Linked DNA regions of Mus musculus: region 2 is linked to region 1. Evidence: chromatin loops called from intact Hi-C (ENCODE). Cell type or tissue: heart. All regions are shown on one strand.

Region 1 (2,500 bases):
TATAAATCTCTCAGCACCTTGACATAAGCTAACTCCATAATGTAAAGGTGATATTATAGTGTCTCCCTTTCCAACACCCTAGATGGTTTTGAGCTCCTGGCTTCAAGCAAATAAGCACCCCAGTGATAGACACAGTGCAGGCAGGGGTTTGGGGAGCATCCCTTGATACAATGCAGGCAGGGGTGTGAGGAGCACCCCTTGACACTGTGCAGGAAGGGGTGTGGGGAGCACCCCCTGACAATGTGCAGGCAGCAGTGTGAAGAGTACCCCTTGATACAATGCAGGCAGCAGTGTGAGGTCTCCTGGGAGCTCACTTGATTGCTGGCATGTGTGGTGGCAGAGGCCTACTGATGTTTCTACAGCTCAATTGAGGGAGATGGAGATCAGGTTTTGCCAAGGTCCTATTGACAGTGACTTAAGAAACTGGGAGGAAGGATCTAGAATGCTCTCTGATTCTGTTAGCATTCTCCCCCAAGGGGTACCAAAATGAGATCTTGAAACAAACAGAGCCTCATTATAACTCAGACCTCTGCCGGCGAGCATCTCGCTCGCCAGCAGAGGCCCCAGGGAGTATTCAACTGATCTTAACTAAATGGCTCTGGAAGTGGGAAGCCAAGAGGCTTGCCAGCACCAGGACAGCACCCCAGACCTAAACCAGTCACGATGAATCGAACTGCCCCCTTGGGGGCACTTTACCATCTCAGTCTCTCTTGGGAAGGTGAGGTTTCTGTACAGGCAACAGACACTTGGCTATTACAAAGTGTTTTGTTAATATCTGGGGTCAACAGAGAAGTCAGGGTGATGGAAAACAGATAAATGCAGGAGTTGGTGACTGGGTTCCTCCTGGGGAGCAGTCCAGTCTGGGCAGTCCAGAGAGGCAGCCAGGCTGGCGGTAAGGGAGTGATCGCTATGTCTCCACCAGGAGCTCCAGATTGGCTGAGTCCATGGGAAATGTTCCTGCCTGTGGAGGAACACACAGAGTGCAGCACAGCGAGTTCTCATGCTGAGGTGGCCACACAAACACCCAGACACCCCTACTACAGATGTCAGACACTGGCCAATGGGTGACCATCAGTTTCTTGCTAGAACATCTGTCCTTAGCCCCAGCCCTAGATGGCCTCTCTGCTTACAGAGAAGTAAAAAGAAGACATATGTCTGAAACCTGACCACATCAGTTTCTCCTGCTGAATTGGACACGCAAACTGTATATGCCCCAGTACAGGGGAACGCCAGGGCCAAAAAAAATGGGAATGGGTGGGTAGGGAAGTGGGGGGGGGGAGGGTATGGGGGACTTTTGGGATAGCATTGGAAATGTAATTGAGGAAAATATGTAATAAATAAAAAAAATTGAAAAAAAAAAGAAAGAAAAACTGCCCAAGCCTCTTCCTCCAGGAAGTCCATCTTCCCAGCAACACAGGCTTCTGTGCATTGGATATATCGAGGGAGAGTGGACTAACGTACTCTCTGCCCAGCAAGGCATTTCTTACAGGAAGAGTATGCTGATCCTTAGTCACTCCTGGCTAACTCAACTTCTGGTACAAAGTCGGTGCTAAATGAACATGTTAGATCCACAAATAAATGTCTTGATATCAACTTAGCAGTAGCAGTTCACAAGATTGGTATATAAGCTGAGGTATTCTTAAATATACTTGCTGATACTTGAATTTCACAATAGAATTTGACTACTGCTTACTTCCCAAGGAGTGTTATTTCTCCTGGGATTGACACCAGCCCCCAAATCCATGGCAACTGCTTCAACCCACTAAGGCAAGCAGATTGTCTTTAATCAATGCTGACACTCTCTTCTGAAAATCCCTGTGCTATGTAATCACTTTTCTGGAACCCTTGTCCAGATACAGAAAGCCCAGTGGCTACACTGGATCATGAACCAAGGTAGGAGGCAGTTCTATCAACTTCTTCCTCTTCCTCTTCTTCCTCTTCCTCTTCCTCTTCTTCTCCTTCTTCCTCTTCCTCTTCTTCCCTTCTCCTTCTCCTCCTTCTTTTCCTCCTCTTCCTCCTCCTCCTTCCTCTTCCTCTTCCTCTTCCTCTTCCTCTTCCTCTTCCTCCTCCTCCTCCTCCTCCTCCTCCTCCTCCTCCTCCTCCTCCTCCTCTTCTTCTTCTTCTTCTTCTTCTTCTTCTTCTTCTTCTTCTTCTTCTTCTTCTTCTTCTCCTTCTTCTTGTTTTAGAGCTTTATTGTAGAAAGGCAGGGAGAAACGAGAGAAGGTAGAAAGAGAGAGGCCGGCCATGGCCATATGGAGAGAGTGGGGAAGGGAGAGAAGGAGGGCTTAGAGAGTAAGAAAGGTAAAAGCTTAAAGAGCTCTTTGACTCTTCTCTTGATGCCTGGCCACTGATGGATTCTGTTAAATAGACGTGGACTCACAGGGTTGAATGGTTCGGGTGCACAGCCAATTCAGCTAGTCTACACATATGCACACAGAGACCCACCCTCATTTTCATGATTCCAAGGCATGGCCTAGAGACTAAGGGGAGGTACGTCCAG
Region 2 (2,500 bases), 110 kb after region 1:
GTAGTCTTCCGTCACAGGAGAGCCTCACACACAGCTACGCTGTGTCTCATCTCAGGCAGCCAGGGACATCATCAGGACACATCTCATCCCCATGGCCTAGGGAGCTAGGGAGCTCTCTGTGGGCTGACTCCTCAGATGATCAGGGGCGGGGTGTCTGGGAGGGTAATCAGCTATGTGAGCTTGGAAGGAGCTTAAGCCCCGTGGGCCTCAGTTCTTTACCTATAAAACAGAAAGCCTACCTCTAAAATTAGATGTTATAGAAATCCCTCACCTGAAGGCCCCGAAACAAAGAGAGTAGTAGTGGCTGGTACCACTGATCCCTGTGGCAGAGGATGGCCTACATTTAGCCCTCTTGGTTACCTGTGGTGCAGAGATCACCTTTTGTCTTCCCCCCAGTGTACCGTGGCTATGTCACAGATAGATACAAAGCTTCAGGGACAGTAACTACTGAGCAAATATGGAGCTATGACTCCATGCCTTGCAGCCGTCCTGGCGTGATGCTCCCCTGGCTGAGACCCCCCCTTTGCCTTTCTCTAACTCCCCTGTCCTTGGGTTGGCTTGCTTTCACTCAGAGTCTGCTGTTGGCTCTGAGGCCCAGCATGTGCAGACCCAAGGCCGGCTAGTCACTGAACCTGCAAGGAAGGGAGGGTCTGGTCCCTCAGCTACTCATCTTGGCCTTAAAACAGCTCTCTTCACACATCACAAGTTCACTCCTGTGAGCGACATCCCTGGACAGAGGTGAAGCAGCTCTTGTGGGCTCCTGTGTCATCCTGGGCATTCTGAGGGCTATGGTGCTTGTCTTTTAGGCCATCATAAATTTTTGTTCCTATTTCTCTCCCAAAATCCACAGACTTCTATGGGACCTTGAAGAGACCGAGCTGGGGGTGCCCTTCCTGTTATGATGAATCCTGGGCTTGGGCTGGAACCCCTTCTTTTTTTCTTGCTTTTTTTTCACATCCAGCTCTGGACTGTGCATGACTTTCACAGGGCCAAGCAGAACTGAGGGGGTCCAAGAGTCCTGGCTGTTCCCTTACCCCCCACTGTGTGACATCCTGTGGTATTATTAGAACAGGAGGTGATGAGGTGAAGACGGTTTGTCAGCTAGGACCCGGGCTAGATTACCCTCTAAACCATGCCAGAGGTGGGCCCACACTCAAAAAAATGCACAAATGTGAATTCCAGCTGTAGAAGGGCATCCCGGCCCTCTCAGAGGCACACTGCCCTCTGCTGGTCTTGCTGAGAATGCAGCGCCACCGGGGCTCTGCTGCAAGGACCTGAATGGAGAGGGAGAATCAGATGGGGGTGTATGTGCACACATCACTTCCTCTCCCCCTCCCCCCCCGATTACTCATGCCACAGTGACATGTCTCCTGGAGATCAGCCCCTCAAAGTGTTGGCATTTCTAACAAATCAGTCGCATAGTTAGCCCATAGATACATGAGTACCTGTGGTGTAATCACAGGGCTGCAAACCGCCTTGTCCGGAGAGCCTCTGACTTCCATGTCTTGTGTTCAGTTTGTCAGAGTCCTATCACATCTAATGTCCCCTACCTCTATGCAACTTGTGTTTGCTCCTCTTTCCAGGACATGTGGCCAGGGTCCTTATCAAGTACTGACCTCTGTTCTCTCCTGCACCCACCAACCCTGCTGGCACTCAGTTCTTACCCACACAGCTTGCACAGGCCAAAATCCAGGGGTCTCTGATAAAGGAAGACTCATAGTTCCTTGAAATAAGACCTTATCTATAAGTCTCGGCTGTAATAGTAGAGACATACCTGAACATGAACTTGTTTTGGAAGGGTAGCAGCTGGCTAAGCCAAGATGACAGCAAACAGGGGGAGGATTTTCTGTCACCAGGAGCCATCAGAGGTAAGAAATGGCATCAACTCCCTGACATTCCTCTCCCAGACAAACTACTCCACCCACCCCAGTAGTAGTGAACCCTAGATACACCATGCAGCATCTGCGTCAGAGGCAGCCCATTGGACACACACACACACACACACACACACACACACACACACACACACACACGCCTGTGCCTCAAGCCTTTGGACACTCACTTGCTCCCTGATCCCTTTCCTACTAAACAGGGATCCCTGAGGTGCCTCCTAGAATACTCACACATCAAGAAGTATTCCTTCCCTCCCCTACCATTTCCAGAGCCCAATCTCATGCAGGTTCTTGGGGTTCTGTCTGAAAGAAAATACACAGAGAGAATACATCCTTTGCCTGGTCTCCAGAGGGAGCCTTTCAAAAGAGTTACATTCACATGGATAGCTTTGGTTCTCTGGAGGGCAGTGACTGGCCACCAGGGCTATGCGTCCTGTGGGGTGAGACTGGGCAGCCAGCAAGCTGTTGTTCATGCTCCACAGTAAAGCCAGGCAGGCCCTTCCTCCATTGGAGGAGGTAGCAGCCAAACAAGGGGCCTGGGATACAGAGCCCTAATGGCCCATTTAAGTAGCTCCCCTCATGCAGAAGTTTCCCACATGACCTTCTAG

Evidence for each region. Hi-C counts contacts between places; a loop is a spot of excess contacts. Peaks named below come from ENCODE experiments on the same cell type or tissue, not always from the same donor. Only the 100,000 strongest peaks of a DNase experiment are listed, where the experiment ranks them.
Region 2: it touches region 1 in a loop (2.1-fold over the local background); 5 of 42 quality-filtered maps call a loop at or near these places.

What each region holds. Positions count from the first base shown.
Region 1 is chr14:33,803,004-33,805,503 of GRCm38, reverse strand. No RefSeq gene overlaps it. Among named protein-coding and RNA genes, the nearest start is that of 4930503F20Rik, 7.0 kb to the left of the region's middle. In heart, no CTCF peak of the experiment used is centred here; DNase peaks (open chromatin) are centred at 603 and 973.
Region 2 is chr14:33,694,311-33,696,810 of GRCm38, reverse strand. No RefSeq gene overlaps it. Among named protein-coding and RNA genes, the nearest start is that of Gm26228, 51 kb to the right of the region's middle. In heart, a CTCF peak has its summit at 1,226 (motif pointing left); a DNase peak (open chromatin) is centred at 1,220; H3K27me3 peaks cover 1,183 bases.